6 separate regions of the Homo sapiens genome follow, and regions 1, 2, 3, 5 and 6 are each linked to region 4. The links are chromatin loops, found by intact Hi-C in ENCODE. Cell type or tissue: heart right ventricle. All regions are shown on one strand.

What was found. A loop is a pair of places that touch in the nucleus more often than their neighbours do. Peaks named below come from ENCODE experiments on the same cell type or tissue, not always from the same donor. Only the 100,000 strongest peaks of a DNase experiment are listed, where the experiment ranks them.
Region 1: a loop joins it to region 4, with 6 times the contacts of the local background. A loop is called at or near these places in 56 of 110 quality-filtered maps.
Region 2: a loop joins it to region 4, with 2.9 times the contacts of the local background. A loop is called at or near these places in 37 of 110 quality-filtered maps.
Region 3: it touches region 4 in a loop (6-fold over the local background); 67 of 110 quality-filtered maps call a loop at or near these places.
Region 5: it touches region 4 in a loop (2.6-fold over the local background); 30 of 110 quality-filtered maps call a loop at or near these places.
Region 6: it touches region 4 in a loop (16-fold over the local background); 107 of 110 quality-filtered maps call a loop at or near these places.

The regions. Positions count from the first base shown.
Region 1 is chr4:8,174,702-8,178,701 of GRCh38, reverse strand. It overlaps the pseudogene GMPSP1. Among named protein-coding and RNA genes, the nearest start is that of ABLIM2, 18 kb to the right of the region's middle. RefSeq lists an enhancer at 1,831-2,676. In heart right ventricle, CTCF peaks have their summits at 1,512 and 1,714; no DNase peak of the experiment used is centred here.
Region 2 is chr4:8,328,691-8,332,690 of GRCh38, reverse strand. No RefSeq gene overlaps it. Among named protein-coding and RNA genes, the nearest start is that of LINC02517, 11 kb to the right of the region's middle. In heart right ventricle, a CTCF peak has its summit at 1,658; DNase peaks (open chromatin) are centred at 50, 930, 1,570 and 2,212; H3K27ac peaks cover 999 bases.
Region 3 is chr4:8,273,395-8,277,394 of GRCh38, reverse strand. All of the region lies in intron 1 of HTRA3 (HtrA serine peptidase 3), which reads right to left. Among named protein-coding and RNA genes, the nearest start is that of HTRA3, 5.6 kb to the right of the region's middle. In heart right ventricle, a CTCF peak has its summit at 2,330; DNase peaks (open chromatin) are centred at 703 and 2,334; H3K4me3 peaks cover 118 bases; H3K27ac peaks cover 4,000 bases.
Region 4 is chr4:8,401,314-8,405,313 of GRCh38, reverse strand. All of the region lies in intron 7 of ACOX3 (acyl-CoA oxidase 3, pristanoyl), which reads left to right. Among named protein-coding and RNA genes, the nearest start is that of ACOX3, 37 kb to the left of the region's middle. RefSeq lists a silencer at 1,693-1,890. In heart right ventricle, a CTCF peak has its summit at 1,968 (motif pointing right); DNase peaks (open chromatin) are centred at 1,933 and 2,443; H3K27ac peaks cover 4,000 bases.
Region 5 is chr4:8,318,112-8,322,111 of GRCh38, reverse strand. LINC02517 (long intergenic non-protein coding RNA 2517) reads right to left here and starts at 1,936. Exons shown (of 2, transcript NR_149126.1): 1 at 1,590-1,936. In heart right ventricle, a CTCF peak has its summit at 1,546; DNase peaks (open chromatin) are centred at 1,611 and 2,131; H3K27ac peaks cover 2,893 bases.
Region 6 is chr4:8,240,609-8,244,608 of GRCh38, reverse strand. It overlaps SH3TC1 (SH3 domain and tetratricopeptide repeats 1), which reads right to left. Exons shown (of 18, transcript NM_018986.5): 18 at 3,506-3,911. The coding sequence ends at 3,654. Among named protein-coding and RNA genes, the nearest start is that of HTRA3, 27 kb to the left of the region's middle. RefSeq lists a silencer at 2,142-2,271 and an enhancer at 1,988-2,549. In heart right ventricle, a CTCF peak has its summit at 2,252 (motif pointing left); a DNase peak (open chromatin) is centred at 2,178; H3K27ac peaks cover 1,449 bases.

The sequences.
Region 1 (4,000 bases), 230 kb after region 4:
ATGGCTGGACGCGGTGGCTCACGCCTGTAATCCCAGCACTTTGGGAGGCCAAGATGGACAGATCATAAGGTCAAGAGATCCAGACAATCCTGGCCAACATGGTGAAACCCCGTCTCTACTAAAAATACAAAAATTAGCTGGGTGTGGTGGTATGCACCTGTAGTCCCAGCTACTTGGGAGGCTGAGGCAGGAGAATCGCTTGAACCCGGGAGGCGGAGGTTGCAGTGAGCTGAGATTGCACCACTGCACTCCAGCCTGGGCGACAGAGTGATACTCTGTCTAAAACAAACAAACAAAAAAAAAAAGAGAGAGAGAGAGAAACACGACTTACCTATGTATTGTCTTACTCTATAAGACTTTTCTAGAAATAAATAAAGCCAATTCACCTTCTTTTGGTCAGTCTTGATCCTAAAAGTGCCGGCCAGGCCACCCTGCTACCCTAAAAGGGATGGAGATTTGACAGGGTCCCCGTGAGGCGAGTCTCCCACAGCTAGGAGGGGTTCGCAGGGCGAGTGAGGGAGTGAAGGGTGAAAGGTGGCCTTGAAGGGCAGGCATGGCCCCCTGCGTGGAGGCCGCCCACGATAGGCTGGAAGATCCCACATAACGATGGACACTGCTGGACCCAGACCCCAAGCAGCAGAAGCAGAGGCCCCGCAGCAGCCAGTGGCTGGTTCCGTTGTTTCTCTCTGGGATAAGCAGTATACCCTGAGGCCAGAGCAAGACACAGAGAGAGGCAAAGGAAAGGTGGGTGCTCTGGCAGAGCAGGGACAGTTGGACCCCCTGAGTGGGGGAATCCCAGCTTCACAAATGAACGGCTGAGGCCAGTGGGGTGGGTAACACTGAGGCCACACAGGACCTGAACTGCGCCCTTCTGACCTGGCAACAGGAGCTGGACCTCACCCCTCCCCGGGACCCACCCTCCCCAAAGCCAGCTTGGTCCCTGACACCAGGGGTCTGCCCAGCCCAGCAGGGAGTCAGGAGCCACTGAGAGTGACTGGCAATGTTCCAGTAGAACAGTGACTGCGTGGGAGACAGTCTCAATGTATTCCCCCAGGCAGGCGAGATCTCAAAACATCGTGCTTCTAAAAATGCTCTTAAGAAGAAAAAAGTTGGACAGAAGAATGTGGAAACATTTGCTGTGGTCATCAGAGTGACAGGTTGGAGTGAATAAATGTTCATTATCCTCTTTCTGTATTTTTCATGTGCATTACTTTTAAAATCAGAAGATGATTATTTTTGCAATCAGAAGAAATGTCATTAGTGTGATAATAAAAGCCATTTGTTGGTGCAAGTGTATGGAGGATGGTGTTTCTGAGAAAGTTTATAGACAAAAGAGGTGTCCCTCTTCAGGGGCCCAGAGTCCCTGGCCCAGCCCAAGGACAGCACACCTTGCACAGGGGGCTCCTAGGGCCTCAGTCTTCAGCAGCCCCTGACACGGGGGCCCCGACTCCTCCCACAAGTTTGCAGTCCTTTAGGCTCCCCCGACAAGTTTGCAATACCTGTCTGTGGTGTGTCTCTCCACAAGTGCCCATTGTGAACAAGCGTGTGATGGGTCCTGGGAGCCGGGGGCAGCTCTCCCTGGTAGCTTTGAGCAAGTCCCTCCTCGTGTGTAGACAGAGCACCAACCTCTACAGCTCCCCTGACATTTACAGGCCCAGTTAGTGTCAGCCTGGAGAGGACGGCCCTGACCCGCCGCTGTCCTCTAGCGGAAAATCAGAAGAACAACAGCAGCACCCAGGATTGAGCTCTGGTCTTGGACAGGCGCTAGGCTGAGACCCTCCTGTGCTTCCCCTCAGTGGGAGCACCCTGAGTGCACGTTCCTAAACCAACCCCTTCCATGGATGGGAGAGGGGCATGGCTTGCCCAGGAAGTGGTGGGCTGGGCTTCATCTGGCTCTCTCCAGTTGTGAGATCCCCAGCCCTTAGGCATACAGTAGTACTGCACTGAACGGCAGAGAACGTGCATGGATCTCTGCAGTGGAGGGACAGTGTCCCGTGCATGTATCCTGCATGTGCTGACTCAGCTACCGCTCCACTGGGCTGCCCCATCTGATCACCAGTGTAGCCTGTGAGGTGGGAGCTTCTGGCTTCACTCTTTAGAGTGACGAGCTGAGAGATGATGCAGGGGTGGGGAGCTCCCAACATCTCCTGCTGGGGAGTGGGATGAACGTGGGGACGGCCCAGGCACTCTGGCCCCTCAGCCTGGACTCCACCATCATACTTGCCTCCCTGGGGGTGTCTTCGGCCATGCCTGTGGCACCATGCTTGTGATGACCAGGTCACGAGTTGATTGTATCAAGGTGAGGCCCTGCACTGGGGCTCAGGTGTCTCTGCCACTGGACACAGGAAGCTGTTTGATGGAGCAAGAACAGGGGCTTTCGGCCAGAAGACCTGGTTTGCATCCCACCTCCACCAAACCCCCAGTGTGTGACCCTGGGCAGCTGCCCCACCTGAGCCTCGGAGACATCTATGAAGTCAGGACGGGATTACAGAAAGGCCTGGCCTGGCTGGGATTTGTGGATGGATGTCTGAGGAGTGTGCTGTGGGTGCCCACGGTGGCAGCTGCCAGCAAAGACAGAAGACAGTGGGTTCCATGCCCTGGGAAGCCCCAGGAGCTGCATCCACCTGGAGCCCGTCTCCGCACAGGCTGATGAATTCACCTGGCCCTGATCCTTCCAGCTGTATTTTCTGGAGTGAGACCCTTAACCTCTCTAAGACTCAGTTTGTTCATCTCACAAATGAGGCTCATGCATGAGCAGGTTCAGAGGTGGATCCTCCCCCAGTGAACTTTCAGATGAGACCACAGACCCTGCCAGCGCTGACTGCAACCTCATGAGTGGCCTTCAGCCAGAGGCACCTGATTCCTGACCCACAGAAACTGCAAAAATAAATGCTGTTTTAAGCCACTAAAAATACAGGATTCAACCTCTCTTCCTCCCCAGCCCACACGGAAGCACCGTTTGTGATTAAACGAAGGAAGGCAAGGTGAGGTTCATGATTCCAGCTGTGACTGTGCTGTGTGCCAAGCAGACTTACGGTCTGTGCTTCTACTCTGCCATTTGCTGGCTACTGGGGAGGGCATGGCCTCGTGTGCCTTGGTTTTCTCACCTGTGAAATGCAGGTAGCAGCCTCCGGCTCTGTTGGGAGGAGATCACGCAGGTGAAGTGCCAAGGACACTCAGTCACTTGAGGGTTGCTCTGGCGTCAGGCCTTTGTCGTGTAGCTGTCGGTGCATTAGCGTCCACTCCCTTCCCCTATGGCCCCCGGAAAGGCAGTGTCTCTTCTGGATAAGAAAACACAGGAAGGTCCCAGGTCTGTTTGTACCTTGAGAGAGCAAATAATAAACAGAGCCTGACTTTCTGAAAAGACAAGGATGACAGTGATCTGATAAAATGCTCTGGCAGTCCCCCTTGGTCCGTCCAATTCACTAAAGACACTGGGATTAGAATGTACTTCACCTTGGTGTTCCTGGCTCTACCAAAAGCTGGCTGTGTGACCTTGGGCAGAGCACTCAACCTCTCTGAGCCTGGGTGTCCCCAGCTGTGAAGTGGGTCAGGGTGGACCGGATGACACAAACTTGTGGTGGCCCTGTGCCGCTGTCTCCTCTCCTGCCCACCTCTGACTCCTGGAGTCCTCAGTTTTCCTAGTCTGCCTTTTCTTTTCTTTCTGTTTTTTTTTTTTTTTTTAATAGAACAAGAAGTTTATTACTCCCACTCAGTAGTTCCTGGGGGCTTTGATGTTAAGTCATACATAATTCGAGAAATACCAGGAATCTTCTTAATCTCAGTGACCATCTTTAATACCACCTCTACAGGGATCTCATTGCCAGGTGTTGCAGGTATACCAGTCAGGGAGTCACTAGTAATAAAGGTTCGAATAACCACAGATCTCTGGCATGAAGGCTGCTTTTGAAGTGGGTCCCTATCAAAATGTAATGGTGTCAAAATCACCGGCATCTGGCTGATTTTCCCAGCATACCCAGACTCCCTGAGAATGTTATGG
Region 2 (4,000 bases), 73 kb after region 4:
CCTGAGCTACTAGCATCACCTTTTTCTGATCACACCTCTCGGATCTCCATCCTTGTGGACTTTTCTTCCTGTGTGGTCCAGTGGTCTCACTCTGCCAGGCCATCCTGTGCCAGTGCCTGTGGGTATTTTAGCAGATGTCCAGCAACCCCTTGTCCCCTTCACGGGCTCCTGCACAGTGTGCCCAGTGGGCAGTTTGCCTCGGCAGCAGGGTTGCCCTACGTTTGGGGTGTGCTGCAGGATGAATACGTGTCTTAGTCCATCCTGGCTGCTAGAACTAAGTGCCATACACTGGGCAGCTTACAAACAACATTTCTTTTTCACAGTGCTGGAGGCTGGAGGTCTGAAGTCAGGGTGCCAGCATGGTGGGGTTCTCGTGAGGGCCTCTTTCTGGCTGGCAGGCAGTTGCCTTCTCCCTGCATCCTCATGTGGTGGAAAGAGCGTGAGCATCTCCCAAGCCTCTCTTATAAGGGCACGTATCCCCTGCATGAGGGCCCCACCCTCATGACCTTATCACCTCCCAAACGCCCCACCTCCTAATGCAATCCCATTGTGGGTTAGGGTGTCAACACGTGAACTCTGGGGGACACAGACATTCTGTCCATAGAATATAACATCTGAGTCTCTGAGGGACCAACCCTCTCGGATCCTGACTAGGTCAGGGCTGACTCCCCATCTGGCTGGGAAAACACACATGGTAATGTTTCAATTTCTTTCAAAGTCAGAGGAAAAAGTGAATATAATAATGATGCATGTATAATAGTGAATCCAGCCTGCATACTGTTCATCTTTGTACCAACACAGCTATAAAACGCAGTTTTAACTTTTGTTTTAATGGAGGGAGACGTCCACTGAAGCCAACGCTCCTGGGGCCCATGGGAGTCATCGCGTGGCCTGGGTCAGATGGGCAGAGGGGGCACAAGGGCTCAGCAAGATTCAAGCACCTGAGGCTGACTCACTGGCAGCTGCTTCCTCCCTGGCATCCTCGGACCAAGTCTTCAGATCATGACTTTCAGATACAGAAAACCCTCACCAGTGACTGAGTTTGTCTGGACTCTCTTGATCATAAGATGCAGAAACACAATTCAAATCACCTTCAGCCAAAGGGGCCATTGATTGACTCAGCAATGGATAAGACTAACAGGAGATCATGCCTTATCCAGGCACGGATGGATCCAGGGATGTGTTGGCAGGGCCCTGGCCACACCTGCACCTCAAAGACAAGCCTCCTCCACTCTCGGCAGCCTTGTGGTAAAGGCCGCCCCTCTATGGTCCCAGGAGCTCCTGGCTGACAGTGAGAATTTTGATCCCTGATGCCCTCAAGTGACCAGCACTGGGCCAGGCACACAAATGGTGCTTAAGCAGTGCTTTCGGGAATGCTTTCACTGCGAGTACCTGGGGGCCTGTCAGCCCCCTTCCTTCCTTCCTCTGGCCTTCTGCCCACCACAGTGAGCCCTGGGAGTCTTCCGAAGCAGCCTTCTTGGTTCTGACAAGGTTTCCAGGGGGAGGTGGCTTTGCATGTCCAGAGCTACGAGGACAGATCCTGACCTCCTGCTGACGTGAACATGATGTTCTCACTCCTTCCTCTAGACACTGGAGCTCAGAGACGGCATGTGTGGGACACAGTGCCAGCTGGCGGCTGGAGAAGGCTCCCTGGAGAGTGGAGGGGGAGCCACCCCAGCAGCTGCCCATGTCTCCCCAAGGGCTTGGCTTTCGAAGTGGGGTGAGGCGTGTGAGTTCAATGGGTGTGGACACGTGAGTCCAGGGTGTGTGTGGACACGCATGTCACAGACACTGACAGTGGTCTCCTGCCTGCCCCACAGCTCCCTAGCCCCTCTCTCTGTGCCCGGGCCACAGGCCACAGCCTGGATGCCTCTCATGCCCAGGTCACAAGCTTCAGTGGCTCCTTCTTTAAAATGTGAAGGATGAAGCCATTGTGTCTGCTCCTCTCCTGGTATCCATCGGGGAGATGGAGGCCACTGTGGTCTCGGCTCTGCCCCTGCCTCAGCCCCACCTCCCCCAAAGGCCTCTGGGGTCTCCTTGCCTGTGGGTCTGGGGCAGCTCACCTCACTGTGGCAGCTCCATCCAGGGTTCCCTGCTGCGCCCCGTCCCCACACGGCCTGGGCCCCATCCCCGGGAGCACAGAGCAGTAACTGCACAGAACCAGAGGGAGACCATGAACCTCAAGCCCATATCCAGTGCTGGCTCCTCACAGGAGACCAGGTGTCACTCTTGTTGCCGCCAGAGCCTTCTGCAGACGCGCCAGTTGATGACCAGGCCTCCCCGCTACGGCTGCTCCCACCCAGGCCCGAGTACCCAGGCCCCGGGGCTTCTGAGGCTGCCTGGTCTGCTCAGGGCCAAGGGTGCCTCCAGGTCAGTGTGCCTCTGTCCATGGGACTGTGTGTGACTCTCTGTGGCGTCTCTGGCTGCAGGTGTTTTGCTGTAACCAAGTGACCTTGTTTTTGCAAAATCAAGTTTTGCTGTCTGTCCCTGTGACCTTGAATGGTCTGGCTGGCGGGACCCCAGGAGTACCACTGTGCCTGAGGACCTCCCACCCACTTCCCTCTCAGTCCCCTGGGCAGGAGGCCAGCTTGGGGCTTTCTCTCCCATTGCACAGGTTGAGGGTCCCAAGTGGGGAAGTGGCTCAGGGGGACTGGCTTGTGTCATAGAGTCTCCCCGGGGGCTTCCCCATGCACCACCCGGCCCTGCTTTTGTTGCTGTCACCATGCAGGCACCAGACCCGGGCCCGGCACCAGACACTACCTCACCCCGCCCAGGTCTGCCAGCCTGTGGGACCTCAGCCATGGCCAGCTGGCCAGTCTAGGAGCAGGGACAGCCATTCATAAGTCTTCCTTGAACAGACTTGTGTGTGCCGAGGGGTTGGGAGGTGGCCTTCTTTGCTGTTCATGTCTCAGACTCACGCGCTGGAGAAGGGAGGAGAGAGTGGACAGAGTGAATGCCCGCCCAGCCTGAGCTGAGCAACTGTGCATGGCACTTGCCCACAGGGAATCTGAGACTCCCCGTGATGAGCCTGTGAGGTGGAGACTCCTATACCCATTCAACAGAGGAGAAAGCTGAGGCCTGAGAGATCCCCTGACGCATTCAAGGTCTCACAGCTGGAGGAGGGGGAGCTAGGACGCCAGGCCAAACCTATCTGCCCCATCCTAGTTGGTGCCCGGGCTAACTATCCCATCACACACTCCCTGGCATCTGTGCCAGTTCTGTGCAGGATGTCATTGGCATCTTTGTGCTGGGGCTGGAGCTCTGCAGACAAGTGGCAGGGGGCCCTGCCCTGGAGGCCTTACCTTCTAAGCGGGTCCTTGTTTCCCAAGTCATTCCTGCCCATCGCACCCTCCCTACACCCCCATGCCCTAACTGAAAAACTAGGTGGCTTGCGTAGGGCTAGGACTAGGGTGGGCCCCAGGGCCCTAGTTTAAGGAGCTGCCCACTCTCAGGGCCGTGGAAGTGCAGGATGTCATCTTGCGGGGCCTGACGCCGCCCCAGCAGCTCTGCGTCCCAGGGACTGTGGGGTCCAGGCCCAGAGGAGGACAGAGCCACCTGGCCTGTGCTGTCTCCAAGGTCCAGTTCCTCTGCACAGCAGTGAGTATGAGGGAGATCGCTGAGGGGGGACCCAGTGACCCTGTGTGCCTGTTGGGCCTGTTCCTGGCACTGCCTTCCCCAGACCTGGTACATCCCTTCCTCCCCCAGGCCAGAGTCCAGTCTCCTGCCTTCCTGGGAAGTCAAAGCGGGCAGAGCTCTAGAGCATATGACCAGCCTCCTCGTCCCCCTGGTCCCTTGAGTTTTGCCAGCCTCCTCCTGGCCTCCTCCAGGGATTATCCTCCTCCTGCCTCTCTAGCCATAGATATCCCTGTCATGCAGCTCACCTGTTTCCAGGTCATTCACAGTGCTGGGGAGTCCTGGGGCTGGCCGGTGCCTCCTGGGCCTATCTCTGGGTCCCCAGCATGGGAGAAACACCAGGGATGCCCACCCATCACTCCTCCCA
Region 3 (4,000 bases), 130 kb after region 4:
GGCAGGAAGCAAATGAGGGAGCGAATGAATGCTCTTCAGAGACAGAGGAGCCATTCCAGGGGCCCCCTCAACAGCCCCCAGCCCCGCCCACCACTAAAGGGGCTGCCTCCTGGGTCTAACTAGTTCCCAGGGCAGCTTCCTTTGCTTTTCCTCCTCTGGAAAACTTGCCTGTCCCCTAGTGAACTTTGCCCCACCGAGCCATGTCCCCAAGTGAACCGTGCCCCCACAAGCCTCAGGTCCAGCTGTGGCTCCCCGTGGGGTGGATGCTGCCATCTGCCACCCTCAAGCCCAGAGACCTGTTCATGTGGAACGCAGGCGGGATGAGGGCTGCAGCCCAGGCCCAGAGGAACCCGCTGCCTCCCCCTCCACGGGCCACACCTCGCAGGCGGGACCCGATTTGGGCATGGGACGTCAGGCTGGGCTCCGAAGTTTGTGATCTCATTGAATTCTTGCAGCAATTCTGCAAGACAGGAACTGAGTCCATTTTACAGGCAAGGAAACAAGGCTTAGAGAGGCCACGGGACCTGCCCAAGGTGCACAGCCAGGCCCCGCAAGCCCTGACCTGGGCGCTTCCCCTGCTCCGTGCTGGCCCTTGGCAAATGTGACAACCTGTCCAGCCCCAGAAAAGCTCAACCTAGACCCGAGCTCAATGTGGGGCCAGCCTGGCTCCTCTGGCTGTGAAACTCCACACCCAGCTGGGCCACAGCCAGCCCCTGGGAGGAGGAGGAGGTGCTGCCGCCAGCCTGCCTGTGATTTACCAAGAAGGCTGGTCCTTGTGCACAGTGCCATGGGTCAGGCACTTCCATGCCACTGAAGGCAAGGAAGACAGCCCCTGGCCCTCCTCTTACAGGAAGCCCTCCCTGCCTTGACCGGGGCCAATGAAACTCCCTCCGGCAGGGCCAGCACATGGCAGCACCTCCACAGACACCGCCTTCCAGCTCCTCCCCTTCCTCGACCCCTCTCCCTCACTCTCACTAACTCCACTTCTGTAAGACGCGTCCACCTGCCATCCTTTCTTCACATCAACTTCTATGAGCCCGGCACCGTGCAAAGCACACTCAGTCCATCATCTCATTTGCCCAGTGACCAGTGAGGGGGGTCCCACTGTTATCCATTTCACAGATGAAGAAACTGAGGTGCAAAGAGCTTCAGAGACTTCTGGGGCAGAGCTGGGACTCCACCCTGAGCAGCCAGACATGAGGGACAGAACTGGGTCCCAGTCCTGGTGCTCTGCCCATTATGTGCTGGAGCAGGGTAATGCACACAGGTGGGCAGGCTGTACATTGCACAATTCCAGGGAGTCACCTGCTACCCCTGCACTAGACCTGGCTTTCAGCTTGGGGAACATATGGACGTGTCCTCGCCATATCTTTGCTGCACCAAGGACAGCGGTCTATGATTTTAAACCCTGTCCCACCCATTAGTCCACAAACACCCTCATCAAAACCAAACAAGGCAGACACTTCGAGCTGCTAGGGGCCTGCCTGGTATTCAGAGCACTGGCTGGGGAACCAGGGGACCTGGGCTCAGGGCAGAACCATCCATCCCTACCTGAGTGACCGAGGGCAGCTTCCTACAGCTCCCTGAACCCTTTCTCATACAGGACCAGGACATCAATACCCCAATGATGTGTTGAAGGCTTTGTGGGCCTGGAACAGTGCCCAGTGTCACACCGTTCACCCTTGTGAAACCTGGTGGCCTCCCTCCCTCAAAGCAAGCCTGGGCGGAAGGTGTTCAGACCACCTGGCAGGCCCTGGTGAGCCTGTGGGAGGCCAAGGGTGCACAGGCCCCCTTGTACCCACCTCTCCACAACTAGACGCCCCCATCTCCAGAAAGCCCTCCTGATCTAGCCCTCTCTCCACTCTGAAGGTGGTTTCTTCCTCTTCTGGGCTCCATGCATTGTCATTGGTCCCTCACAATGCAGGATGGGGGTTTCACAGGGGTCTGCGGCTGTGGTGATGTGGGCAGGAGGCAGTGGTTGGGGTCACCAAGCCTGCGAGCCTGCCAGGAGGCTATGCTTAGTCCTGAGGCCGTGGGAGCCATGGCCCAGCTTTCGGCAGGGAGGGTCCGGGTCTCGCCAAGTCCCTTCAGGCTGCTGTGTGGGGCTGCATGGGAGGGCAGAGGCCTGTCGGGGGAAGACCACAGGATGGCAGATGGGGTGAGGGTGCATTTGCTAGGCCAAGCCCCGGCAGGAAGGGCAGCTGCACAGCGCCCTGGTCTCAGCTCCAGTCCGGCTGGACTCCTGGCTCCTGGCAGCCTTGGCGAAAGCTCTTGGCCAAGCAGCTCTGCCGGCAGTTCCAAGTCCTCCAGTGCCGCCAGATGCTGTGGCTCAGCACTGCAGCCCCAGCGGGAGTGGGCGGGGCAGGAGGGGAGGCGTCATCTTGCCTGAGTGGTCCCAGATGCTGAACTCCAAGGCATGTGCAGCCCCAGGAAGCTGCTAAGAGGATTACAAATCAAAAGCCAACCCAAGTTCTTCAATAAATACAACCGGGAGATGCCATCAGAACCTGCTTGGGGTTGCACAATAAAAGCCGGTGATTAAATGCCACCTTGTAAACTGCTCTGGGGCTCTACATTCTGAGCGCATGGCAGGCTCCAAGGCCTGTTTATCTGCAGCCAGAGGAGAGGCTGCATGGCCTCAGAGCTCTGGTTACGCGCAAAGGGAAACCCTTCTCCACACAGGCCCTCAGAAACGCATTTATCCCTGCTTTTACCATCCCGTGGATGGACATTTATCCACTCTGTGCAACTGCGATGCCTTAACATGGACCTGAGAAGATGCGAGGGTTCCCCTGAGAAGTGGTGAGCCTCTGTCACTGGAGGGATGCAAGAAGGGCCCAGAGGGTTAGAGGAGATTCACACATCACATGGGCCCTCGTCTCATTTCGTGTCATCTACAGAGGCCACGCACTGGCCCAGGCCCCTGCCCGGCGAGGCTTCGAGCCTGGAGGAGATGGGGATCACGCAGAGAAATTGACCCACAGTCACATCTGTGTGCAGGGCCCACCGGAGACCCTGGGTGTGCTCACCAAGCAATGAAGGATGACCTGGGCACAGTGGCCAGGGCAGGTGGCTCAGGGGCGGTGGGACATCCGGGTGAAGGCAGGATGAGGAACCCACCACGCTAAGGCAAGGGAAGGAAACGCCGGGCAGTGGGCACATTGCGTGCAAAGGCCTCGAGGTGGGAAAGAGACCGGTGAGGCCATGAGGCCAGAGCACAGGGGATGAGGGGACAGTGGGAGACGGCACCGAGGGTGATGCGGGCCAGGTGGCAGGCACAGGGCCCTGTGAGTCAAGGTAAGTGCTGGGGTGCCTTGCAAGGAAGCCTGCAGGTCATGGGCAGGACAGATTGACCAAGGTGATCCTGGCTGCTGTGTGAGAAGTGATGGAAGGGAGGATGGAGGGGGAAGTCAGAGCGCCCCAGGAGATGTTTTGTGGATGAGCTGAGGGGACTCCCGGTGCACAGGAGAATGAGGGGTGGAGGGGAGTGAGAGGCAGAGAGGAATGAGGGGTGGAGAGGAGTAAGGGCCCCCATCCACACAGCTGGGCTGCAATGGGCAGGCCCAGGAAAGGTACCCCCACACCAAGTCCCAAACTGATGAGCCACTGTGACAGTGCAGCAGGCATTGAGGGGAGTGAGGGGAAGAGGGGAATGAGGGGCGGAGGGACGGAGGGGATCGAGGCTCCCCACTGAACATCGTGGTGCTCCTTTCAGTGGGGCTGGGAAGAGTAGAGCCCGAGGCGGCTCAGCAGGCATCTCCACGTGACTCTAACTCAGGAGAGACCCGGGGGCTGGAGATAGGGCCCGAAGTCCCAGCACCTGGGGAGGACTTCATGGCAGATGAGCTTACTGGGGCGGGGGTGCGGGGGGGAGGGTGGCGAGAAGGGACCAAGGAGACCTTCCTGCCTAGAGGGTGGGAGAAGGCGGAGGAGCTGACATGGGGAGGGGAGAGGAGAGCACAAGGAACCTCAGCCCACAGGAGGCTGCCCTCATCAGGCA
Region 4 (4,000 bases):
GAAGTGGCCAGTGATTTTGGAATGTGCAGCGTTTCAGGTGGAGGAAGCAGTGGGAAGTGTCAGGCCCAGGCCTGTGCTGGGATGCAGGCGGGGTAGGGAGGCCAGGCCGCAAGGGCCTTGAGGGTCTTTGAGGGATTGGATTTTGGAGCTCCAGGTCATTAGCAGCATGACTTTTGGAATGAGACAGATGTGCAGCCGGCCCTTTGTGTCACCTTGACCAGCTTTCTTGGCATTTCCTCATCTGTAAAGTAGGTGACAAGAGAGGTCCCTGTGCCAGGGCCCTGCCAGGCCCTGCCTGAGCAGGCCGGGCTTGAACTTCCTGGCCACTGGCCCATTTGGTGCCTCCCTCACTGCGAATGCTGGACTCCACACGCTGTCTCCCCCGAGAGCCTGATCCAGCAGGGTGTAGACCCCTCTGTGCCCACGAGATGATTTATAACTTGGGGGTAGTGGGACAAGGTATGACCATGCCTGAGCCTGATAGCCTGAAAGATGTCTCAGGAGTGTTTCTAGATATGCGTGTTTCATATAGTGTTTCATAGCGAGGCTGGTGGAGAGGAGAGGAGCCTGCCTTACAGGAGTTGGAAATAACTGGTTATCATGACCAGGTTGTCTCCAGAGGGAGAAGATGGGCCAGTGGGCATCTGAGCGCTCAGCGATGGAGAAACCTCCTTCTGCCTGTCTCTTCTGAGAAGTCAGGGTGATGGGCAGGGAGTGTCTTAAATCTCTGCTTGGCCCTTTAAAACAGGCAGGGCCCCAGACTGTACTAAAGAGGAAAATCTTGATTGATTTTTATACAGTGTCAACTTGAGAAGAAAGTAAAAGGACATTGTTAAAAAGCAAATTCTTGTGATTTCAGGCAAAAAAAAAAAAAAAAAGCAAAACAAGACACATATGCACAGCCCTCCTAACTCCACCTGTCCTGCAGAGTTCTGGGTTCTCACTGGCTTATACTAAAATAATACAAGGAACCTGCTAGTTAATGTTGGAGCTGGCAGGGAGGAGAGCGCCACCCCGACCTGCGGCTGTCAGTTCTCTTGAATGACTACTTTCGCAGGGTGCCTGGGAGGCGCTTGGCATGGACGGTGCCCGTGTAGCAGGTATGGAGGGTCGCTGTTCAGGCCCTTCGCCCTCAGGGCAGCGGGAAGCCCCAGCCATCTGGAGGATGTAATGCGGCTTGGTCTGTTTGAGAAGGATGGCTCTGGCCTCAGGGTGAGAAGCTCTGAAGCGCTGTGCAGGAAATGGGGTGTAGGAAGCACTGTGTTGTTCTGGAGAATCTGCATCCTTTTATTAGACCCGGCTGATCCCTTTCAGGGCTCTGCAGCCACAGGCACTGTTACCCATCTACTGAAGTGTCCTATGTGTGCACGTAAGGCCCGACAGGCATCTCCACCCGGGCATATGGCGGTGGTGAATTGTCACATCCAGTGGGTGGCCTCGGGTGTGAGCAAGGCTCTTCTTCACTGCTCATTCAGTTTCATGAATGAGAGGCTTTGACATTATTTTGGGACATTGCAGAGAAACCCTGCACTTGGTTCCCCCCTAATAAACGTATTTCTAGAGATTGAATCCACACCTCTTACTGGGATAATATTCAAAGGAGCATTAGATCAAACCATTAATGATTAATACATCACACTGATATGGTAAAGCCTCTTGTAAGACTCAGAAATACGGTCTCCTATAGGATCGCCACTAACACAATAACGACCGCCCTTTGACGCTGGTTCAGAGCTGCTCCACCAAGCCAGGTCACTGAGCCCCCAGAGCCTTTCCACCGTGTCTCTCTGCAGGGTGACAGGGATGCAGTGGGATTCGTCCATCTTTGATCCCTGAGCCTTTGAAGGCCTAGGTTGGGCTGGGATGGGAGCCAGCCGGGGTGATGCAGGCGGCCTGCTCTCCGCCCCTTTCCAGAAATGCACATTTCCCATCCAGGGCTGGAGGGTCTGGGCAGGGCACCCAGCAGGGGGCGCAGTGATACCAGTGTTCCCTCCGGGTTTCCCAGCCAGTTTCTGCCTGGATGTCTGTCTTTTCCAAGATCAGCATTATAATTTAGTGATTTTTGTTACCAATGTTGAAATCATTTATCTTGAAAAAAGTGGTTACAATTTGTAGGTTAGATTTTGTCACTTTACAAGAACTCCTGAGTATGTGGGATGACTGCCTACAAATCCAAGGTAAACGTAAATTGTGTGGATTAATTTTAGCCAAATAGCTCTAAAAGCAAAATCATAAAGATCTTCTCAAGTGATAGTTTCAGCCAGACTCTTAAGGTGGGCTGCACCTTAAGGGTCTTTCTTCGTGCGTTTGCCCTGAGCTGAGGCGGTGGCTGGGAGGATGGCTGCCGAACTCAACGGCCTGCTCTGGCGGCTTGGCTGGGCTGGGCTTGGGGGGCCCTTCCAGGCCCCAAAGGAGGAAGGAAGCTGCTGCAATAAGAAGCAGGATGTCCAGGGCGCGGGGTGTGTGCTGAGGTCTGGGCGCTTCTGGGATTGGAGTGAGGGTTTCTGTGCCACACTCAGGCCTCCCGTGCCACGTGCATGTCCAGTGACACACACACACAACTCCTGTGCTGTGCACACACACACCTGTGACACACGCACACGTCTCCCGCTGGAGACACTGGATCTGGCTTGTATTTGAGTTGGCCACATGTGACCACCACTGTAATAGCTTTTGTGGAACAGAAGGGATCCCCTGAGAATTCGTGGAAGTTTGCTTTCCTTTGAAACTCACGGGAATGTTTTTGCAAGTATAAATATATTCTGTGTGGTGAGAATGGGGGAATAATTTCCACTCCTTAAAAAGGGCGCTGACTGTGACCGGATCATACTGGAAAAGGCATTCCTTGGCTTTCAAGTAACAGGCTGGAGCACGCTGGGGCCATTGGCACCGAGGCAAGGTTTTTCTCACGAGGTGGGGTGTTCTGAGTGTGCGGCTGTGGCATGGGGGAAGCTGCTACCAAACTGGGCAGCTGGGCCTAGGGCTTTGGAGGAGCTGGCCCCCCCGCTGCCCTTCACTTCCTGCAGGTGGGCAGGGGCCTGGCAAAGCAGCCGAGAGCTCTTCCCTCACCAGGTCACCCAGGTTTCCCTAAGGAGCTCCAGCCCCGTCCCCACCCGGCCCCAGGGCCTTGCTCCTCCTGGTAGTGTGGAAACTGTCGCTGTGTCTTTCCCTCAGGCTGTCCTGGGAGTCAGGATCATGGCCTGGCCCTTGTGCCTCAGAGGATGTCGTCTGCCCCACCTGACTTGTTCATACCATGCCACTTACGTGCCCGTCCCTTAAGTCTGGCAGGCCCCATGCACGGTGGCCCCCTCATGGAGGGGGGTGAGCCCCGGGAGACTGCTGAGAGGCAGCTAGCTCACCCAGGAACCAGGAACGTTGATGGTTGAGGGATCCCACCCTGGGGTCCGCCTCATACCCTTCCCAGGGTGGGGCATAGAATTCCCAGGTGGGCCGAGGGCTGCCTGGTGTCAACAGTGACTGCATGGAGGGCATGAGGCCAGGAGAGAACCTGGTGGACGGGGCACCACAGGCAGGCAGGACCACCTCATGGCAAGGCGGTGATGCTGTTAGAGGGGCAGATGGGGCACCACAGGCAGGTGGGACCACCTCATGGCAAGGTGGCGATGCAATTAGAGGGGCAGATGGAGGTCAGCTTGGGGGGATCCTCCACATTGGCCTCCGCCATTCCGAAGGCCTTTGGGAAACGGCCCAGCTCCCACAGGGAGGATGGGCTGAAGAGGCAGAGTTAGGAAAGAGCCAATATGGTTGCTGCAGGAAATCAGCCCAGGAGAGCTGAGTAGGGATGGAGGTGCTGGGTCCTAGGTGGGGATGGAGGGGAGAAAGTGAATCGGGCCAGCACAGCAGAGCTGGCAGCCCAGGACCGGGTGACAATGGGGGTGTGGGGGCATCCTGAGCAGGACTCAAGGAAGAGCCCACGCAGGAAACGGGTGCCTCTGGTTCCCTTCCAGCATGTGAGATTATTCTTTATAGATGAGTCTTC
Region 5 (4,000 bases), 83 kb after region 4:
CAAAACTCCATCTCAAAAAATAAAAAAATAAAAAGAGAGATCAACTGTTCTGGGATTCCTTGGGGGTAGACATCTAGACCTGCTTGAGTCAGAAGATGCCTTCATGGCCAGAGTGTCTGCTGAGCCCGGTGCCACTCGGGGAGAGAAAAATGACTCTGCAAAACAGTTCAAGGGACTCAGCGTTACTCAGGGAGAACTGGGAGGGGAAGAGAGGAAAGTGAAAGAGCAGGTGGGACAGGTTGGAGGGGAAAACAGCCCTCCAGTGATGACTAGGGTTCCAAAGGGAGCAAATCCTACTGTGGGGATCTTGAAAAATCTTCATGTCATTTGCTGAGAGGCTGAGATATGCCTTCCTTCCCTTGTACCCCAGGAAATTTTCAGTAAAGTTAATATTTGTCTCTTCTATATTTATGCAAGTGGATTCTTCTTGGGAAACACTGATGTTGATGGTGGTGATGATGATGATGGTGATGGTGAAGGTAGTGGTGATGGTGATGGCAGTAATTGTGACAATGATGAAGATAAGGGTGATGGTGATGATGATGATGGTGTTGATGATGGTGACGGTGATGATGGTGTTGATGGTGGTAATGATGAGGATGAGGGTAATGTTGATCATGATGGTGATGGTGGTAATGGTGATGATGATAATGATAATGATGCTGATGATGATAGTGATGGTGATGATGACAGTAATGGTGATGATGATGGTGTTGATGGTGCTAATAATGAGGATGAGGGTGATGGTGGTGATGATGGTAATGGTGGTGATGGTGATGATGATAATGATGAGGATGGTGATGACGAGGGTAATGGTGATGATGATGGTGTTGATGGTGGTAATGATGAGGATGTGGGTTATGGTGATGCTGGTGGTGATGGTGATGATGCTGGTTTTGATGATGGCGATGATGATGGTGATAGTGATGATGCCTGATATGGTGTGGCTCTGTGTCCTCATCCAGATCTCACCTTGAATTGTAATCCCCATAATCCCCATGTGTCAAGGGTGGGACCAGGTGGAGGTAATTGAATCATGGGGGTGGTTTCTCCCATGCTGTTCTCTTGATAATGAGGGAGTCTCCTGAGATCTTATGGTTTTATAAGCACCTGGCATTTCCCCTGCTTGCTCTCATTCTCTCTACTGCTGCCATGTGAAGAGGTGCCTTCTGCCATGACTGTAAGTTCCTTGAGGCCTCCCCAGCCATGCAGAACTGTGAATCAATTAAACCTCTTTTCTTTATAAATTACCCAGTCTCGGGTATTTCTTCATAGCAGTGTGAGAACGGACCCATACAATGCCAATAGTTGCTAATATTGGGGAGGGGAGTTTTAGTTTTAGTTTAACTTTGCCAAAATTATCCCATTTCATCCTAACAGAACCCCTTTGAGGTGTGCACCACTATTGTTGAGTCCCATGTACAGGTTGCACCAGGTGAAAGAGCTGCTCATGTGAGCACAGGAGTCCAGGGGCAGCAAGGAAGGGGATGTCTGGAAATTCTGAGGCTCACTACCACCCCCATGAGGAGGGACGGCTGTTCTGCTTCCTGTGCATAGAAGCTGAGGCCCAGAGAGGGAGAGAAGCTTACCTGAGTTCACAGAGCTGGGGGTAGCAGAGACAAGGTGGGAACCCAGGCAGGTTCGAGCTTTCACTAAGCACCAAGGTAAGTGCTAGGAATGCAGAGATGAATCAGGCAGACTCAGTCCCTGTCCTCAGGAGCTCCTGGTCTGTTGATGGAGACAGGCACGTAAACCGATGGCAGGAGAGGAACAAGGAGGCATACCCTGTGGACGGGCAGGGAAAGCTTCCCAGAGGAGGTGGCACCTGGTCCTGGGGAGAAGGGTAACCACATTCAGATAGTGGGCCCATGGAGGCCAGCAGGCAGGGTCATGCACGAGCAGCCCTCATAGTCTCAGCCATGACCCCATCCTGAGTCTCAAACCTTCAGCTGGCCAAGCAGGATGGCCGCCTCGGCAGTCACCTCTCCCAGACCTATTTTTAGATGTAATTGAGCATTAAAATCAAACACATTGTCAAGATAGTGGCCAACTTGGATCCCTTCCATGAACAGGCCCTCTTCGCTACACCAAAATAGAAGAAAATTTATCTCTTTGTGGATGACATGGACTTCTGGCAGAGGCTTTGACTTCCAGTGGACGGAGGCCAGATCACGACCCAGCCCTTGGATGACCTGGGCGCATCAGTGCTTCCTACCAAATACAGCATAAAAATGCATGCATAAAGGCTCTGCAGTTCATCTCATAAAAAGGCAGCTTCCTCCTGGGGCAGGCCATGGTGCCAGGCGTGTGTGAGCACGCTGACCTCAGAGAGGAAGCAGAGATCCTACTTGTTACAGTGAGTACGCTCAAGATAGTTTGTTATTGTAATTAATACTAAGTTGAAAGCCACTGGATCTAAGGCCTGGGAAGACTTTTTGGACCATCTTAGCAATACACAAGTTATCATAGCCCCAAGTTACTTATCATGATCTCACCATGTGCAGATACTGCACTGAATGCCTACATTTTAGGCATTGTCCCCGCATAACCACCCATGAGATGGATAATTTATTATTCCATTTCATGGATGACAGTATTGAGGCTCAAAAGGGGTAAGTAATTTGTCCTACTAGTTGGTAAGTAGGTGGTTTGGAATTTGAATTCAAATCTGTTGAACCCAAAGACTATGAGCTTAATTTCTCCATGACATTGTTCCTCTGTCTTGCAGTTCATCCTCCTCTTATTCACCCCCAAAGCCCAGCTCAAATGTCACCTCCTCCAGGAAGCACACCCTGTCTGCTGGATTGGATTGGATGCTTCGTCTCTCAGAGCAGTGATCACGCTAAGATGCTTTCTCTGCCAGACGGAGATCCCCCGAGGCCAGGGACTGTGTGTGACCATCTCTGTTAGCCTTCAAGCCCAGACCAGGCAACTCCCTCTGGAAAGGTCTGATGCCGGATCAACGAAGCTTTTCTTTCTATAGGAAAGGAAACCAAGGTCTAAGGGGAGGGGCAGTGAGCTGTGTAGTGTGGTGATCAGAGTCTTAGATCCCACGGTCAGAGTGGCATGGATTGCAATTCACACACTGCCACATTTTACTTTAGTTTATTTTGAGACAAGGTCTGGCTCTGTCGCTCAGGCTGGAGTGTAGTGGCGCGATCTTGGTTCACTGCAGCCTCGACCTCCTGGGCTCAAGCAATCCTCCCATCTCAACCTCCCAAGTAGCTGGACCACAGGCATGTGCTACCATGCCGGCTAACTTTTTGATTTTTTATAGAGATGGGGTTTCCCTATTTTTCTCAGGCTGGTCTTCAACTCCTGGACTCAAGCAATCCTCCTGCTTTGGCCTCCCAAATTGCTGGGATTACAGATGTGAGCCAGCGCACCGGGCCTCTGCCGTGTTTTAGACACGCTGGTATGGACAAGCTACCTGAGCTGTCTGAGCGTTCACTTTGTTAGGATGCAGACACTGCTGTTATCCCAGGGTTACCGTGAATGTGGAACCAAAAATCAAGCCTTTCAAGCCCTTAGCCTGGTATCTGGTGAACACTCAGAGTTCCACAAGTGATCATTTCTATTGACATGAAGAAACAAAACCAAACCAGACTTCATTGCCACACAGACTAGGGACAAAACAGACTTATCTCCTTGTTTTTTCTACAAAAAGCCCGTACCAGTGTGCCCCAGGAGTAATCTTTTTCACTTTGAAAGTTTGTGGCAAGCTATATATATATATTCCTCCTCCTCCTTCTTTTAACAACCTTTTAAACATATAGAAACCAGTCTTATCTTCTGGGCCATATAAAAACAGGCTGTGTGCTGGATGTGGTCTGCAGGCTGCAGTTTGCAGACATCTGCCCCGGAGAATTGGCTGGCCTGGGGAATCCCTTCTGAGGAGGATGAGGTCTGTAATGTGTATGTAACATTGGGGTCTGTTACATGTATGTACTACGATGTATTTAACATGAGGATAAGTAATATTAAAAGGACAATAACCATT
Region 6 (4,000 bases), 160 kb after region 4:
GGCGGCTGTGCTGGGCGGAGCTCCCTTGCCTCTGAGTCAGGAGAGGGGGCTGTGTGACCTTGGGCAAGGCTCTTTCCATCTCTGTTCAGGGGAGAGTCTCCAGGGACCCCAACAAGGAGTGTGATTTCAGCTGCAGTCCCAGGAGCACCTCTGGGAGGGCCTGGAACACTCCTGGAGTTCCCTGCACCTGCCTGAGGCAGTTTCTGCAGCCCATGCAGTGGGCGCTTGCTGAATGTGTGTGGGAAGGTGACTGAGTTAACCTGGGGATCATGGCCGCCTCCTTCTAAAATTGGGGCAGCTGGCTTCTGGGCTGCGAGACCACTGGCTGCGTAGAGCTGGGCACGTGCCCACTGGACATCTCTTCATCTCATGCCTACTTTGCTGAAGGGGGTTGTTGTTGCGGCGGTTGTTGCCCGGGAACCAGCCTCCGACGGGCAGAGCAGGGCTGGAGACCAGTGGGCTTAGGCCTTAGCCAGCCGAGCCCTGACCTCCACCCACCACAGAACAACGGGACTGGCTGCCTGGTTCTGCACACCAACTCTGTGCCCCTCGTTTCCCATGCATTCTCTCCTCACTCTTGGAACCTTGGGGTAGGCTTTGTCTTTGGTGACAGATGAAGAGACGAAGGGTCTGAGAGGTTAAGCAAGTTTGTTACTGGAAAGGGGTCCCGACCCAGACCCCAAGAGAGGGTTCTTGGATCTCACAGAAGAAAGAATTCGGGGCGAGTCCATAAAGTGAAAGCAAGTTTATTAGGAAAGAAAAGGAATAAAAGAATGGCTACTCTGGCCAGGCACAGTGGCTCACTCCTGTAATCCCATAACTTTGGGATGCCGAGGCAGGTGGATCACCTGAGGTGAGGAGTTCGAGACCAGCCTGGTCCGACACGGCAAAACCCTGTCTCTACTAAAATACAAAAAATTAGCTGGGCGTGGTGGCGGGTTCCTGTAATCCCAGCTACTAGAAAGGCTGAGGCAGGAGAATTGCTTGAACCTGGGAGGCGGAGGTTGTAGTGAGCCGACATCACGCTACTGCACTGCAGCCTGGGCAACAGAGCGAGACTCCATTTCAAAAAAAAAAAAAAAAGAATGGCTACTCCATAGGCAGAGCGGCCCCAAAGGCTGCTGGTTGCCCATTTTCATGGTTATTTCTTGATCATATGCTAAACAAGGGGTGAACTATTCATGAGTTTTCCAGGAAAAGGGTGGGCAATTCCCAGAACTGAGAGTTTCTCCCCTCCCTTTTGAGACCTTATAAGGTAACCTCCAGACGTTGTCATGGCATCTGTAAACTGTCATGGTGCTGGTGGGGGTGTCTTTTAGCAGCTAATGCATTCTAATTAGCATATAATGAGCCGTGAGGACAATCAGAGGTCACTCTCGTGGCCACCTTGGGTTTGGTGGGCTTTGGCCGGCTTCTTTACTGCAAACTGCTTTATCAGCAAGGTCTTCATGACCTGTATCTTGTGCGACCTCCTATCTCATCCTGGGACTAAGAATGCCTAACCTCCTGGGAATGCAGCCCGGCAGGTCTCAGCCTCACTTTACCCAGCCCCCATTCAAGATGGAGCTGCTCTGGTTCACATGTCTCTGACAAGTTGACCTGGGTTGAGTGTTCCATAGCGTGTGGTTGTTGGAGCTTTTCTTAGGAGTAAGAAGTATTGTTAGTAGGAAACAGGCCTCTATTGGCCCTGGGGCTGGCACTCTGCCCCAGTATGTCAGTCTCATTTTAGTGGTGACCAAACTGGGGCTCAGAGAAATCAACTCCCTCACCCCGAACCCCCAGACTGTGAGTGGTGGGCTGGGGTTTGAATGTGGGGCTTGAAGACCCACCGTTTCCTCTGGTCCCCCATGCTCTGCTGCCCGAGAGGAACAGGATCCCAGGATCCAGGCCCCTGATGGCACCAGCCAGGGTGGGTGGAAATGGGGAGGCACAGTCCCAAAGCCCCCAGGACTCTGAGGCAGGTCGGGGGCTGAGAGCAACCCGGAACTGCAGACCCCACCCCGAGAGGAATGGCTGCAGGCCCGGCCCGGCAGGCAGGAGGTCTGTGTCCTCAGTGACCGTGACGACGCTTCCCGCTGCTCCAGCCAGGCCGTGCCGTCTTCATGTTTCCAATCATGCGGCCTCCTCTCCAATTCCCAAGCCCAACCCACAGAGACAGCGGTCTGGGGTCAACATGAGGTTTGTCAGCAGCTCTGAGCCACTGCTTCCCTCCAGCCCCGCGGCGGGTTCTGGAAAGCTCTCTGCTGCCCCCTGGTGGGGAAGCTCGGGGCGGGGCAGGGCTCCGGCGGCAAGCATGGGGCTCCCCTGTAGCGCTCCCAGACCCTCCTGGCTCTGCCACCTCTGCTGGGTGGAAAACCAACCCAGGCCTGGACCAGCAGTGGGTGCCTGATTCCTTATTATCAGAGCTCCGCTCACTGGCAAGTCCCTCTTCGGACCCCAGGAGAGGGGCTTGGGGGATACCAAGGAGGGGTAACTGCTTAATGAGGACGGGAGGTTTCTTCTGGGGAGATGAATGCCTTTTGAAACTAGACGGTGTGGGTGGGTGCACAGCACTGTGAGTGCACAAATGCCACCACATTATTCACGTTGAAATAGTTAATTTCATGCGATGTGAATGTCACCTCATTTTAAAAGTGTTTAAAAGAGGGGCCTGGGAGAGTGCAGTGTTTGTGAGAATCACGTGGGGCACCCACAATCTCTGAACCTCGGTTTCCTTGCCGTAAACTGGCGAAGAGACCGTGTGAGCCGTGTTTCCTGGGGCCAAGAGATTCCAAGAAGGAAAACCTGGGATTCCTGGGGACTGAGATGAGGGCCGGGGGCCGGAAGGGGAGGGGTACATGGGGAGGGCTGAGGGGCAGCCCAGAAAAGGCTTTCAACACTGGGCAGCAGCGTCTACACAGGCAGAGATCCCTGCATCTCACTTCCCACAGGACTGACCAGTGGCTGGAGGTGGGACTGGTCAGGCTCAGCCCAGCCAAGTCTGGGACCAGAGGACACTTAGTGGGGGATCCCCTGGGCCACCCTCACCGCCCTGTGGCTCTCCTGACACCACAAGAGAGGTGCAGGAACTGACCTTGGGTCCTAATGGGGGCACCTTCCTGGCAGCAGGCCGGCAGGGTGGTGTGGTCAGCGCACTGGGCTCTGCGTCTGTGTGATGGTGGGCCAGACAGTTAACCTCTCTGTGTCTCTATTTCTTCACTGGCGAATGGGGGCACTAGCAGCCCCCACCTCCGCGCACAGTGGCCTGAGGATTAAAGGCAAGGGTGGCACAAGACCTACGGCAAAAGCTCCGAGCAGCTGCCCAGGGAGTTCCACCACCGTCTCCCCTCTGGCCGCCAACGAAACCCAGGCTCATGGTGACCTGGCACAGGTCTGTTGGACTCGGGGTCCTTCTCATACCCAAGATCAGGACATAGCAGCAGGGCTGCCCCCAGGGAAGGGAGCTGGCCCCTAGACACGCCCCAGGAAGCATACTAGGGAAGGATGCCCTGCTGACTTCAATAAGTTATTGCAAAAAAAAAACAAAACCCATTTATTGCTATTTGGCCCCTGCGTTCGTGCCTCCATTTGCCAGAAAATGAGCCACCGGCGACACCAGGAGAGGCAGGAGACCCCCAGCCCTTGCACAAAACCCACTCCCTTGGATGCTGTCCTCAGCGAGGGTGGCTGGGGGCCAACCAGGGGGCCCACCCGCAGAGTGGCAGAGGAGGCAGGTTGACCCTGCGGACGTTGAGCTCTGTGGCGAAGGTCCTGGCCTTCTGGTAGAAGAAGAGCGACTTCTCACGGTCCAGGAGGAAGTTGTGGTAGATGGTGGCCAGCCGCGTGTAGATCTTCAGCTGTGCCTTCTTGTTGCCCAGGTCCACGGCGGCTGCCAGCGCCAGCTGGTAGTACCCGGCTGCATCAAACGGGTCCTGAAGGGGACAGGCCATGCTCAGCAAAAGGGGGACTCGGAGCCAGTCTCCCCAGAGGCCGTTCCTGTGCCCAGGTCATTCCACATGTC